2 separate regions of the Homo sapiens genome follow, and region 2 is linked to region 1. Evidence: chromatin contacts called from ENCODE Hi-C or POLR2A ChIA-PET data. All regions are on one chromosome and are shown on one strand. Each heading gives the region's core, a stretch centred on a gene start or an enhancer-like site at or near the end of the contact. The rest is flanking DNA. Distances are from core to core; before and after follow the strand shown. Region 1 holds the start of HSPBP1 (HSPA (Hsp70) binding protein 1). Region 2 holds the start of RDH13 (retinol dehydrogenase 13).

Region 1 (7,401 bases), core at 3,419-5,918:
GATAAAGGGATAAATATAAACTGCTCTAGCCATACAACGGAGTATTACTCAGCCATAAAAAGGAATGAAGCAGCTGGGCGTGGTGGCTCAAGCCTATAATCCCAGCACTTTGGGAGGCCAGGGTGGGCAGATCACTTGAGGCCAGGAGTTCGAGACCAGCCCAGGTAACATAGCAAAACAGGGTTTTTGCTATGTTATATACTAAAAATACAAAAATGCCAGGCCTGGCCAGGTGCGGTGGCTCATGACTGTAATCCCAACACTTTGGGAGGCCAAGGTGGGTGGATCACGAGGTCAGGAATTCAAGACCAGCCTGGCCAACATGGTGAAACCTCATCTCTACTAAAAATACAAAAATTAGCTGGGCATGGTGGTGGGCGCCTATAAGCCCAGCTACTCAGAAGGGCAAGGCAGGAGAATCGTTTGAACCCGGGAGGCACAGGTTGCAGTGAGCTGAGATCGCGCCATTGCACTCTAGCCTGGGCAACAGGGTGAGACTCTGTCTCAGAAAAAAAAAAAAAAAAAATTTGCCAGGCCTGATGACATGCACCTGTAATCCCAGCTGTTTGGGAGGCTAAGGTATGAGAATCACTGAAACCCAGCAGGTGGAAGTTGCAGTGAGCTGAGATTGCACCACTGCACTCCAGCCTGGGAGACTGACTCAAAAAAAAAAAAAAAAAAAAAAGGAATAAAGCTCTGACACACGCCACAACATGGGCACGCCGCCTTTAGCACAATCAGCCAGACACAAAAGGTCACGTTATAATCATCTATATGAAATGTCCAGAACAGGCAAATTCATACAGCCAAAACGCTGATTAGTGGTTGCCAGGGGACCGGGGGAGGGCCGGCCTAATGGGTGCTGGGTCTCCTTTGCAGGCAATGGAAAAGTTCTGGAAATAGAGGTGGTGTTGCACAACATTCTGAATTGACTGTAAGTGGTATAAACAGTCATATGGGAGGATGTTCCCCTCAGCCCACCTTCATCAGCACTGTGCATCTTCATTAAGACAGAGAAGATACACATATATATTTATATTTATATACACAGAGAGCGCACGAGGCCAGGGAGGAAGTGGTATCTTTGGCTTTCGTTCTCATTTGATTACTAATAAGGTGTAAAATTGCTGCTGCTGTGATGATTGGACACTCAGCACAGTGCTTAGCACACAGCAGCTGCTCAACAGATATTTCCTGAACAAGCAAAAAATGAATGAAAGAGCAAAGTCGTTAAAAGCCATCCTGCGGATTGGAGCAGGAGTTCTCTGCCCGGATAAGACGGGGAGACACTGGGGAAAGGTAAGCTAGAGGGTGGCGGCTGCACTGCAGGTCTTCTCGGGGTGCTGCATGCGCTCACAGAGGAGGGCTTCCCAAACTCCGTCCAGCCCCTGTCCAAAATGAAGACACCTGACTCCCAGGCCTGACACGTTACGTTTACTCTGTGCCTGGTGTTGTGCGGGCCTGGGGGTTTCTCTCGGCCCAGCCTGCGTACAAGAGGAAGTAATCAGGACCTGCCCAAACCAGACTGCCATGTAGCAGCACAGCCTGAACTATGAACCAAGGAAGTGACACCCCAAATCCACACCCTCAATTGCTACACCACCCAACCCCTCCAAATGGAAGTGAGCTCTCCTCAAACCTTCTGTGAGCTCTGCTGCTTGGAGTAAAACAGCATTTACCTCCCCATCTGCGAGGCCCACCCCAGCGCTGTTTCCTGCGCCTGGCCCCTCACTCACTCTACTCTGCCTCAAGGGCCTGGCTGCTGTTCCTGAACACACCAGGCACACTCTGGCCTCAGGGCCTTTGCACTGGCTGTTCCTACTGTCTGGAATGCTTTTCCCAGAGATCATCCCACAACTCTCACCTCACTTCAGGTCTCTGATCAAACGTCACCCCGGGGAGGCCTTCTCTGCCACCCCACCCATGCCACTTTCCCTCTTGTACTCTGGGGAGTGGCAGTGGACACCCAGAGGACTAGGAGAGAAACAGCCATCTCAGAGCTGATCAGGGAAGTGGGGGACTCCACCTGCCATGAGGGTGAGGCAGAGCCTTGCTCCTTATGGCAATGGAGGCGAACAGGCTGATGGTGAGAAGGCAGCAGGGAGGCTGACGGTGTGAGCCCCAAGAGTAGGGGCAAGAGCTGAGAGGCAGCAGGACATGTACAGAGGGGCAGAACGTCCTGGCGGGGGAAGCGGGGTACCTGCGGCATTGTCCATGTTCTCACACAGGTCGGCCAGCAGCTCCAGGGCCCCCTCTCGCTCTTGCTGGTCGGCCGCCTGCTCGGCCTCCCCAGCAGTGGGGGGCATGGGCTGTGACAGCACTCGGAGGCAGCTCTTCATCTGCTCCACCTCCTCCCGCTGGCCTCGGAAGGCAGCCGACATGGCCTCCTGCAGCCACTGACGCCTCTGGAGACCAAGGCGAGGAGGAAAGAAGGAGATCCATCAGTCATTCATTACAAAGGAACAGCCATTAATAAAGACAGCCAACAACTGAGGGCTGATGTTCCTTCAGTCAACAAATATCGGCTGGGAGCTGTGGCTCATCCCTGTAATCCCAGCACTTTGGGAGGCCGAGGTGGGTAGACTGCCTGAGCTCAGGAGTTTGAGACCAGCCTGGGCAACATGGTGAAACCCCGTCTCTACTAAAAATACAAAAATTAGCCAGGCCTGGTGGCGTGAGCCTGTAATCCCAGCTACTCGGGAGGCTGCAGCAAAGGGAATCGCTTGAACCTGAGAGACAGAGGTTGCAGTGAGCCAAGATCAGGCCACTGCACTCCAGCCTGGGCAACACAGTGAGACTATCTCAAAGAAAAAGGAGATGAGAGCTAATACGTGACTGCTGGAATTTTTGGGGGTGAGGGAGGGGAGCAGAGGTCTCCTTAGTCACAGTTCTAAGTAAATTTGAGTGAGCTATTTAATGTTTCTGTGCCTGTTTCATGCCTCACTGTTGTAAAGGTTCAATGATATCATATATGTAAGTGGGTTAGCATAATGCTCTGTATACAGTAATTGTCGATTAAACATTATATATAATAGCTATCGCTATGAATCTGCAAAACAACTCTATGAGGTATATATCATTGTTATCCCCACTTCGCAGATGAGAAAGTTGAGTCACAGAAAGGTTGAGACTTACCCAAGGTCACACAGTCAGCAATTGGCAAAGCCTGAAATCAAACCCAAGCAGTCTAGGCTGGGCGTGCTGGCTCACATCTGTAATCTCAGCACTTTGGGAGGCCGAGGCAGGTGGATCACTTGACGCCAGGAGTTCGAGACCAGCCTGGCCAATGTAGTGAAACCCCTTCTCTACTAAAAATACGAAAATTAGCCAGGCATGGTGGCCCATGCCTCTAATCCCAGCTACTGGGGACGCTGAGGCATGAGAATTGCTTGAACCGGGAAGTCAGAGGTTGCAGTGAGCCAAGACTGCGCCTCTGCACTCCAGCCGAGACTGTGTCCTCCACCCCCAACCCTGCCCCCACCAAAAAAAAAAAAAAAAAACAGCAGTCTGACTACAGAGCCTGTGCTCTTCATGAAAACACACTGCTGCCTTCAGAAGCACTGTCTGTATGCTGGGCACTGTGTGCAGCCCTACTTAAAGTAGAACCTCAGAACTACCCTATACGGTAGTTATTATTATTATCAATTTGTAAATGAAGAACTTGAGATTCAGAAAGATGAAGTAATATACCCAAGGTCACACAGCTGGAAATGCTGAATCCAGGTTAGTCTGGCTCTGGAGAGGATATGTCCCCTCAGACTCTCTTGAGATCTGACCTTCAGTCAACGATAACCCCATCTAGCACAATTTATAGCCCACAATGCCTCCACACCTGGTTTTCTGCCTCCCACCCAAGAAGACCCTAGTCTTCTTGTGGCTCCCCAAGTCACACTTCCCAAGGCAACTCTATCTGTCCCCAGGCCCCTCACCCCAGCTTCTTGGGTCCCCATCCTTTACCTCCTCACTCATCGGTTCTGGAGGAGGGTCTGGCTCTTCAGAGCCCGCGGTGATGGCCATCTGCAGCAAGCCTTGGAGGTTGCGTGGGGGCCGGGAATTGCCCGAGCCCCCAGCCGAGGAGCCGCCGCCGCCGCCCCCTGAAGAGCAACCCTGGGAGGCCGGGGGCAGCGCCAGGGGCAGGCGGCTCCCCCTTGAGCCTTCGTCTGACATGGGCCGTTTGTGAAGAAGGGAAGAATGTGTTAGAGGGAGAAGGTGGTCACCGCTGAAGCAGCTCTGGCGTCCTGATGGGTCGATTCTTGAGGGTCTGCTGAGAAGGCGGCGTTTCAGGGGAGCTCGGCGACCCCCCATGACCCCAAACCACTCTGCCCCCAGCCCACTTAACCACAGCCCCTTTTCCTTCCTTCATACCCACAGGACCCTTCCCCAAAGTCATAAGCCTCTCCTTTCTCCCTAGCAACAGGCCCCACCCACTCTCCCTGGCAACAACCCCCCTTCCCCATCTCCACTGCGTGCGTCCCGTCTCTTAGCAACCTCACTGCTCCGCCTCCGTAGCAACAAGCCCGCCCTTTGGTCTCCTTAGCAACAAGTCTTCTCCCTCCTCTCCGAAGAGGGGCGCCGGAATAAGGCGGATCTCACCTCCCCGGGTCCTCAAGCCGCCGCTGCTCCTACAGACAAAGTCGTCCGCACCTGACTCTGCTGGGCGCCGCCATCTTAACCGGAAATACGCACGGTTTCACCCGGAAGTGCCAGGCGTACCCACCCAACTTCGTGCCGTGGTTGCGGCTGAAGCTGCTTGCCCGACTCTTATCCCCTTCTCACCTGGCGGGATACTGCACTCGGCCCCGCCCCTCCCATCCGGGCCCCGCCTCCAAGCTGGGACGCCCCTTCGTGCGGGCGCCGCCCCTTCACGCTCAAGTAGCTGGTCAAAGCCCTGCCCCTGGCCCAGTTTTCGCACCTCAGCGAGTCCCGCCCCCGATACTTTTGCAAGCTCCACCCCTCTTCTAACGTGTGCCCCGCCCCCAGGTCTGACCCCGCCCACCCTACGATTCCCGCCCCTGCTCTAGGCCTTTCAGACTCTCCCAGTTGGGCCCCGGCCCCTTTACAGGCCCCTCCCACTCATTGCTGTCAGTCATCCTTAGAAGGTTTGGGACCTCGCCCCAACTAATCTGACTTTCGCCTCCACCGGGGCCACCAACCCCATCTACAGGAGCCCTGGGGTCGCAACCGTAATGGCTGGCCTGTGAGCCTTATGCCCCCCGCAACCCCTCTCTCGGCCTCAGTTTCTCCATCTGTCAAGTGGAGCTGCGGCGTGGATCCCTCTCATCACCCAGCCTCTCCCTCATGGACTCTTCCCCATGTCCTGCCAGGTGGAGAGGAGAGGATTCTTGAGGCCTAGAGCCGGAAAGCAAAGTGCCCCAGAGCCCAGCAAGATTCAGAGCGCCAGAGGAGCCAGCTTGGTGGGGAGGCCCGAGGCCTCTGTGCTCCAGAAGTGGGGTTTAGGCCTGGGCACGTGCTGGTGCGGGCCGATCTGCAGAGGTGTTGGCCCTGGGCTGGGCTTAAAGAAACTCCCGTGTTGATCCTGGATAGGAGGCGTTTTCCTCCAGGAAAAGGTTGTGCTCAACGCAAAACGGGCACACAGTCACAAACGTATCAATCACCTGCTGGGCGTGGTTGTGCAGGGGGATATTTTGGGCAGAAACAGGAAGACCAAACAGATAGGTTGTGTGTGTATGTGTGTGTGTGTGTGTGTGTGTGTGTGTGTGTGGTGTTTCTAGCACTGTGCTGTGAGATGCATCTGGGCCTGTGGATGTGCTATTATATTAGTTTCCTATTGCTGCTGTTAACAAATTACTAAGAATGTGGTGGCTTAAAACAGCACACATTTATTATCTTGCAGTTATGGAGGGCAGAAATCCAAAATGGGTTTCACGGGGCTGAAATCAAACTGTCAGCAGGATTGCATCACTTCTGGAGGCTCTCGGGGAGAATGTTTTTCTTGCCTTTTCCAGCTTCTAGAGGCCACACTCTTTCTTTGACAGGTGGCCCCATCACCCCAAGTTCTGCTTCCACCTTCCCATCTCCATCACTGACTGCTCCTCCTGCCTCCTTCTCACAAATACTCTTGTGATTCCATCGAGCTCACCCAAATAACTGGGATAATCTCCCTATCTCAGTCACATGGGCAAAGTCCCTTCAGCCATGCAAGGTAACTTATGCACAGATCCTGGGAATTAGGACACGGACATCTATGTACAAGTCTATCAGTTTATAATACATGGCCGGGGGCAGTGGCTCAGGTCTATAATCTCAGTACTTTGGGAGGCCAAGGTGGGAGGATCACTTGAACCCAAGAGCTCGAGACCAGCCTGGGCAACATAGTGTGTCCCCAGCCCTACAAAAAAATACAAGAATTAGCCATGTGTGATGGCATCTGCTTATATCACAGCTAGGCAGGAGGCTGAGGCAGGAGGATCACTTGAGCCCAGGAGGTCGAGGCTGCAGGGAACTATGACTGCCCTACTGCACCCCAGCCTAGGCAACAGGGGGAAGACCCTGTCTCAAAAAACAAAACAAAACAAAAAAAAGAGGGTGATCATATAATTTTTCATCTATAGCAAGACATTTGAGAGCAAAAAGGGACTCAATAGTTACAGAACCAGGCCAGGTGTGGTAGCTCACGCCTGTAATCCCAGCACTTTGGGAAGCTGAGGTGGGCAAATCACAAGGTCAGGAGTTTGAGACCAGCCTGACCAACATGGTGAAACCCCATCTCTACTAAAAATACAAAAATTAGCCAGGCATGGTGGCGGGTGCCTATAATCCCAGCTACTCGGGAGGCTGAGGCAGGAGAATCGCTTGAACCCAGGATGTGGAGGTTGTAGTGAGCTGAGATTGTGCCACTGCACTCCAGCCTGGGAGACAGAGCAAGATTCCGTCTCAAAAAAAAAAAAAAAAAAAAAAAAAAAAAAAAAAAAAGGCTACAGAACCAGCCTGGCTAACAGGGTGAAACTCCATCTCTACTAAAAATACAAAAAAAGCCGGACGCCTAAAATTGTACCCTGCTCAACAGGCCCCTCTTAACCCCCTTCCCTGCTGTAGTCACCTCCTCAGCACGGACATGATTATCTAACACACCATACATTTTGCCTATTGACCTTGCTGATCATCTGTTTCATCCACCAGCATGGAAGCTCCACAGGACAGGCCTTTTTGCTGATTTAGGTCACTGCCACGTTCTTACCAACAGGAACAGTGCCTGGCTGAGATTTGGCACTCATTAAAGATGTGTGGACTCAAGGTGTTGAATGGGGGACTGGGAAATCTCACAGGAGCCAATAGGCTCCTGTGTGCACTTTATTTTATTTTATTTTTGTTAGAGACAGGGCCTCACTCTGTTGCTCAGGCTGGAGTGCAGTGGTGCAAACGTAGCTCACTGCAGCCTAG
Region 2 (7,401 bases), core at 1,563-4,062, 220 kb before region 1:
CTGAGATGTTTGGGTGGAGAGAAACATCAATCTGGCCTACGTGCACGTCCAGGCATAGTACCTTCCCTTGAACTTAATTATGTCATAGATTCTTTTGCTCACATGGTTTTTGCTGACCTCATTATCACCCTGCTCTCCTACTACATTCCTTTTTGCTGAAATAATGAAGATAATAATCAGTAAAAACTGAGGGAACTCAGAGGCCGGTGCCGGTGCAGGTCCTTGGTATGCTGAGCGCCGGTCCCCTGGGCCCACTGTTGTTTCTCTATACTTTGTGTCTTATTTCTTTTCTCAGTCTCTCGTCCCACCCAACTAGAAATACCCACAGGTGTGGAGGGGCAGGCCACCCCTTCACAGGCGTGGTGGTGCACACCTGTAATCTCAGCTACTCAGGGGGCTGAGGCACGAGAATTGCTTGAACCTGGAAGGCGGAGGTTGCAGTGAGTCGAAATGGTGCCAGCCTGGGCAACAGAGCGAGACTCTGTCTCAAAAAAATTTAAATTTAAATTTAAAATGCCCGCTGCACGAGATTCCCAAGGCTGCTGTACGCATTACCACAGACTTAGTGGCTTAAAACCACATAAGTGCATCCTCCTCCAGTTCGGCAGGTCAAGAGTCCAAAACATGTCTCACTGGAATAAATCAAGGTATTGGTAGAGTCAGGTTCCTTCTGGAGGCTCTAGGGAAGAATCCACTTCCAGCTCCTACAGACCGCCACATTCCTCCACTCTTGGCCCCGCCTCCATCTTCAACCTGCATCCTCACTGGAACCTCTCCTTTATTTATTTATTTATTTACTTATTTATTTTTGAGACAGAGTCTCGCTCTGTCGCCCAGGCTGGAGTGCAGTGGCTCAATCTCAGCTCACTGTAACCTTCGCCTCACAGGTTCAAGCGATTCTCCTGCCTTAGCCTCCTGAGTGGCTGGGATTACAGGCACATGCCACCACACCTGGCTAATTTCTTTTGTATTTTTAGTAGAGACAGAGTTTTACCACGTTGGTCAGGCTGGTCTCGAACTCCTGACCTTGTGATCCGCCTGCCTTGGCCTCCCAAAGTGCTGCGATTACAGGCGTGAGCCACCACACCCAACAACCTCTCCTTCTATCTTCCATCTCCCCTCTGACTGAGCCTCCTGCTCCCTCTTATAAGGACCCTATAAGACTACAAGGCAGGACCGGCACAGTGCCTCACACCTGTAATCCCAGCACTTTGGGAGGCCAAGACAGGAGGATCACTTGAGGTCAGGAGTTCGAGACCAGCCATGGCCAACATGCTGACACCCCATCTCTACTAAAAATACAAAAATTAGCAGGGCTTGGTGGTGCACGCCTGTAGAGTCAGCTACTCGGGAGGCTGAAGTGGGAGGACCACCTGAGCCCAGGGAGGGTGAGGCTGCAGTGAGCTGTGACAGCATGACTGCACTCCAGCCTGGGTGACAGAGAGACCCTGTCTCCAAAAAAAAAAAAAGACTACATGATAATCATAAGATCCTTCACTTGGCCGGGCACGGTGGCTCACGCCTGTAACCCCAGCACTTTGGGAGGCCAAGGTGGCCAGATCCCCTTTGGTCGGGAGCTCAAGACCAGCCTGACCAACATGGAGAAACCTCGTCTCTACTAAAAATACAAAATTAGACAGGCGTGGTGGCACATGCCTGTAATCCCAGCTACTCAGGAGGCTGAGGCCGGACAATCGCTTGAACCCGGGAGGTGGAGGTTGTGGTGAGCCGAGGTCGTGCCATTGCACTCCAGCCTGGGCAACAACAGCGAAACTCTGTCTCAAAAAAAAAAAAGATGCTTCACTTAACACATCAGCGAGAACCTCTGACACGTGAGGTAATGTCGTCACACCTTCCGAGGATTAGGACGTGGACCCCTCTACGGAGTCACGACTCTGCCCACCACACCCATGTCCCACAGAGGCTAACGCTGGCAACAAGATAGTGTCCAGCAACAGGAGGCTGAGCAGGTAAACAGCACTGCACCCACAGGAGAGAAGGGCACCATGCAATACAGTGGCCACCAGCCACAGAGGCTAATTTTTAAGAAAGTTTAAATTAAGTAGGCTGGGCGAGGTGGCTCACGTCTGTAATCCCAGCACTTTGGAGGCCGAGGCAGGCGGATCACCTGAGGGCAGGTGTTTGAGACCAGCCTGGCCAACATGGCAAAACCCCGTCTCTGCGAAAAATACAAAAATTAGCCGGGCGTGGTGGCGCACGTGTGATCTCAGCTCCTGGGGACGCCAAGGTGGGAGGATCACCTGAGCCCAGGAGGTCAAGGCTGCAGTGAGCCAAGATCGCGCCACTGCACTCCAGCCTGGGCGACAGAGCCAGATTCTGCCTTTAAAAATAAACGAACAAATAAATAATACAAAACAACAAAATAAAGAGTTTAAAAGTCTGGAAGGAAAGCAACATTTACAAGGGCCCAGGCTCGCCCTTCCCTCCGAGTGACCTTGGGCCGGTGACCTGGCCGGCCAGAGCGCAGGTTTGCCCCACTCCGGGCGGGCACTGCGGGTCGGGAGCTACGGGGCCTGGACCCGGGTGCGAGGGGCGGGGGTCTCCGCCGCCTTCCCGGCCCCTGCGCTGGGGGCCCGCCTTGACCGCGCACGCGGGGCTAGAATGTACTCACTTGAGCAGCACGGCGGCGCCTGCTACCGTGCCCAGCGCCGACAGCGGCAGCAGGTAGCGGCTCATGCCGGGCCGGGGACAGGCGTCAGGCGTCAGGGGTCGGCGCGGAGCTTGCTGCACACCAGCCGCCTGGGTAGCTCCGAGGAAGAGCGCGCGACGCAGCCACAGGCGAGCGGAGGCGCAGGCGCGGCTGGGCCCGCGTCCGGAACTGGGCTGCGAGGGGCGGGGCGCGGGCGGAGGGGGCGGGGATCCTAGGGACGGGACCTATGAGCATCGGTCCTGAGCGCTGTCACAGCTGGGATTGGTGGTTTCAGGAGCCTGTGGGCGTGGCTAGTCCGGGGGCGGGGCCTATGGTTTGTTCGAATGACGTCACACTTGCCGCAGCGTATAAGGCGCTACGCAGTTCTGGAGTGAAATAGGTTCGAATCCCACCACTGTCAATTCCAGACTGTGACCCTCTGTGTGTCTTTCAACTATATCAGCCTATTCCCTCATCTGGAAATGTGTGTTTACCTTCTTCATAGACTTTTGGAGATAATTTGAGAATTTCCATGCACAGAAACAAGGATCTAGTAGCCTGTGGGTACCCAAGCTCCTGGGGTCCTGCAGGAGAAGGCGGCTGGGGGCCTGGACTCCTGGGTCTGAGGGAGGAGGGGCTGGGGGCCTGGACTCCTGGGTCCAAGGGAGGAGGGGCTGGGAGCATGGACTTCTGGGTCCGAGGGAGGAGGGCCGGGTGCCTGGACTGCTGAGTCTGAGGGAGGAGGGGCTGGGGGCCTGATTCATTCCCAAATTATCAGAATCTCATCCCCATGTCTGGCCCTGCACAGAGATATCTTCCCTGAACTCTGCCTGAACTACCTTTCTTAGATTGAGTATTGCACACACTCCTGCACTTACCTGTCCATGTTTGTCACCCCCACCAAACCGGGATGCACCTCTGGGCACCTGCTTCCCCTTGCACTGCTCACAGCGAGTGTATCTGATCACCACCTCCTACCCCTGACTGTGCCTGAGGTGCCAGGAGCAGACACCGCTGGAAACAGGGAAGAATTCAACCCAATCTAACTAGGAGTAAGTTTTCTTCCTCATCAGATGAACTGTCATCTTCTTATATGAGCCCTGCCATAATGGAGATTATACAGGCAGGAAGAGCTATTTTAAGACCTTAGTCAATGGCCGGGCACGGTGGCTCACGCCTGTAATCCCAGCACTTTGGGAGGCCGAGACAGATGGATCACGAGGTCAGGAGATTGATACCAGCCTGGCCAACATGGTGAAACCCTGTCTCTACTAAAAATACAAAAATTAGCTGGATGTGGTGGCACTCACCTGTAGTCCCAGCTACTCAGGAGGCCGAAGCAGGAGCATCACTTGAACTCGGGAGGTGGAGGTTGCAGTGAGCCGAGATTGCCCTACTGCATTCCAGCCTGGCGACAGAGTGAAATTCTGTCAAAAAAAAAAAAACCTTAGGCCTGTAGACCTTAAGCTCTCACCATCTCAAACGTATTAAACCAGTTACACAATGCCAAATGCTGTATAAGAGGCACTTGGAGGAGTCAAATTCATAGAGACAGAAAACAGAGTGGTGGCTGCAGGGGGCTGGAGATGAGATTGGGAAGTCACAGGATTTGTTTTTGTTTGTTTGTTTGTTTTGTTTTGTTTTTTGAGAGACAGTCTCACTGTGTCACCCAGGCTGGAGAGCAGTGGGCGATCTCAGCTCACTGCAACCTCTGCCTCCTAGGTTCAAGCGATTCTCCTGCCTCAGCCTCCCGAGTAGCTGGGGCTACAGGCACGTGTCACCACACCCGGCTAATTTTTGTATTTTTAGTAGAGACGGGGTTTCACCATGTTGGCCAGGTTGGTCTCAAACTCCTGACCTCAGGTGATCCACCTGCCTCGGCCACCCAAAGTGCTGGGATTACAGGCATGAGCCACCGCACCCGGCCGGGAAGCTGTTTTTTAATAGATACAGAGTTTGTTTTGCAAAATAAAAAAAAGACCTGAAGGTGGACGGTGGTGATGGTTGCACAACAATGTGAATATACTTAACATCACTGAATTGTACACTTAAAATGGTTAAGATGGTACATTTTACTTTATGCATAGTTTACCAAACTAAAAATAAAGAAAAATTTTAGACTGGGCATGGTGGCTCATGCCTGTAATCCCAGCACTTTGGGAGGCCAAAGTGGAGAATAGTATGAGCCCAGGAGTTTGAGAGCGGCCTGGACAACACGGCAAAACCTTATCTCTACAAAAAATACAAAAATTAGCAGGTTTGGTGGCACGCATCTGCACCCTCAGCTACTTGGGAGGCTGAGGTGGGAGGTCTGCTTGAGCCCAGGAGGTCAAGGCTATGATGAGCTGTGATTGTGCCACTGCACCCCAGGCTGGGTGACAGAGCAAGACCCCATCTCAAAAATAATAATAATAAATGTTTACATTTAATAACATGGGCAATTGGTTCAGATGTTCATTTTCTCAACCTTGAAAAAAAAACAACACTGTTTTTCCCTGTCTTTTTCTCCTTTTCTGTAAACTGAAATCCTAATATCATTGACTTCCAGGACAGAGATCAGCAAACTTTTTCTACAAACAGCCAGATAGTAAATAATTTCAGCTTTGTGATCCACACAGTGGCTGTTGCACCTCCTCTGCCAGAGGAGCTGGGAAGCAGCCACAGATGATGTGAAAACAAGTGAGCACAGCTGTGTTCCCATAAAACTTTATTTATAAAAATAAGCAGTGCGCCACAGTTCGCCAGCTCCTGTTTGAGAGTCTCTCTCCGATGCCCAGGCTGGAGCGCAGTGATGCAATCTCAGCTCACTGCAACCTCTGCCTCCTGGGTTCAAGCGATTCTCCTGCCTCAGCCTCATGAGTAGCTGGGATTACAGGCGCTCGCCGCCACACCTGGCTGATTTTTGTATTTTTAGTAGAGACGGGGTTTCACCATGTTGGCCAGGCTGGTTTTGAACTCCAGGCTTCAGGTGATCCACCTGCCTCAGCCTCCCAAAGTGCTGGGATTACAAAGCGTGAGCCACTGCGCCCAGCTACCTGTCATTGAATTTGGAAGGATGGCATGAAGTCATTCATAACAAGGACTTAATCCATAGTAAGTGCCAGAACATTGCTGGCTGTTAATATGGTTATTATAAAGAGAACAATGCATGCATATTCCTCCTCTGAGGATCTCCTACCTGATTCCCAGACACACCCAAGGGAGTTAGAACATCTGTTTGGACTCCAGGTGGGCTGTCCACGCCTTTACCATTTTCCTGGTTGTTAACATGTTCCTGATCAGCACTGGGTGCTGTCCCAGGTGCTGAGAGGATTCTCCCACAATGCCCTTTGCTTTCCCCATCAGAGGGTTTATGGCACCCAATTCTCATTCACATTCTGTCTCTCCTTTCTCGTTCTTCTCTATCTCTCCTCTCTCTGTCTCCTTTTCTCTTCCTCTCTCCCTCTCTGTCTTCTCTCCCTCTCTCTCCCTCTCTCTTCCTCTCTCTCTTCCTCTGTCCTCTTTTCTCTCTCTCTCTCCCTCTCTCTCACATCTCTCTTTCCCTTCCTTTCTCTTTCCTCTCTCTTCCTCTCTCCCTCTCCCTCCTTCTGTCTTCCTCTATCCCTCTCTTCCTCTTTTTTCTTCCTCTCTTCTTGTCTCTTTCTCTCCTCTCTCTCTCCCTCTTTCTCTTTCTCTCTCTCTTCCTCTCCCTTCCTCTTCCTCTCTCTCCTTCTTTCTTCCTCTCTCTCTTCTTGTGTGTGTCTCTCTCTCTCTGTTCTCTCTCTCCCTCTCCCCCCAACTCTCTTTCCCTACACACATCTTAAGAGGCCTCAGCAGTGTAAGGTAAGTTTAGCGACCCTGTGGCTGTGTAGAGATAAGCAAAGGGGGGCAAGGAGCTCCAGTGGTCCCAGACTCCAGCCATTTGAGTCTTTGCAGCCCAAGCACTGCCCCAGCTTCTTGACAGCCCCAGCCATCACCAAAGGGCACACAGATAAGCTGCCTCCACCAAGGCCTGTGCAGATGGTAGGTTTTTGAGTAAAATAGATATGATCCTTGTCTGAAGCCACTGAGTTTTAGAATAATTTGTTATATGGCCATAGTAACTGGAATGATTGCTGTAGGTTTATTTTATTTTATTCATCCTTGCTGCATGCAACACATGCATGGCTCAGTAACTAGAAGGAAAGAAGAGAAGAAGGGAGGGAGAGGCAGAGGGTGGACAGGAGAGGATGGTAGGAAGGAAAGACAGGAAAGGAGGGTGTTGGTGGCCTTGCCTGCAAGCTGAGCAGACACCACGCAAACAGGTGACCTCCCAGTTAAGATGGAGGGGACTCAGGGCTCAGGAGGGGCAGAAGGTCCCCGTGTCGGAGAGCTGGGCAAGCTTTCTGCAGGAAATGATGGGGATCACGGCCATGTGAGCCGGCAAGATTTCCCTCAGCCAGGGAGGAGACTCCGGGCTGTGGGAACAGCTTAAGCAGAAGGCATGGGACAGGAATGCATATGAGAGATATTGTGGGAGGAGGGAGGGCTGCCTGGGCTGGCATGCAGGGTATGGGAGGGGGTGGAAGGGCTGAGGCGGGAGCCATCAGTAAAAGGACCCAGAGCGCGGCTCCAATGCCATGGTAGGAAGCTTGGCGTTGACTCAGAGGGCGCTGGGTACCGCTGAAGAGTGTTGAGCCAAGGAGGGTCATGTCACGGGCAGATACATGTTTTAGAATTTCTTCTTTTCTGGCTGAGATGTAGAGTATGGACTGGAGAGAAGCACAGGGGAC

What was found. A loop is a pair of places that touch in the nucleus more often than their neighbours do. ChIA-PET counts read pairs that join two places held with the same protein, here RNA polymerase II (POLR2A). Pooled maps may share reads with other maps.
Region 2: a map of naive thymus-derived CD4-positive, alpha-beta T cell shows a loop between it and region 1 (27-fold over the local background). The contact joins the promoter of RDH13 here to the promoter of HSPBP1 in region 1. A Hi-C loop is called at or near these places in 1 of 168 maps with a recorded cell type or tissue (naive thymus-derived CD4-positive, alpha-beta T cell), 2 of 37 single-sample maps with no recorded cell type and 8 of 50 pooled maps. POLR2A ChIA-PET finds 5 or more read pairs at or near these places in 2 of 52 experiments (HEK293 and WTC11).

The regions. Positions count from the first base shown.
Region 1 is chr19:55,275,442-55,282,842 of GRCh38, forward strand. It overlaps HSPBP1 (HSPA (Hsp70) binding protein 1), which reads right to left and starts at 4,669. Exons shown (of 8, transcript NM_012267.5): 1 at 4,594-4,669; 2 at 3,958-4,261; 3 at 2,201-2,405. The coding sequence starts at 4,167. RefSeq lists enhancers at 799-908, 2,260-2,760, 4,542-4,681 and a silencer at 4,802-5,031.
Region 2 is chr19:55,060,336-55,067,736 of GRCh38, forward strand. RDH13 (retinol dehydrogenase 13) reads right to left here and starts at 2,813. Exons shown (of 7, transcript NM_001145971.2): 1 at 2,633-2,813. The coding sequence starts at 2,697. RefSeq lists an enhancer at 1,156-2,123 and a silencer at 5,823-6,023.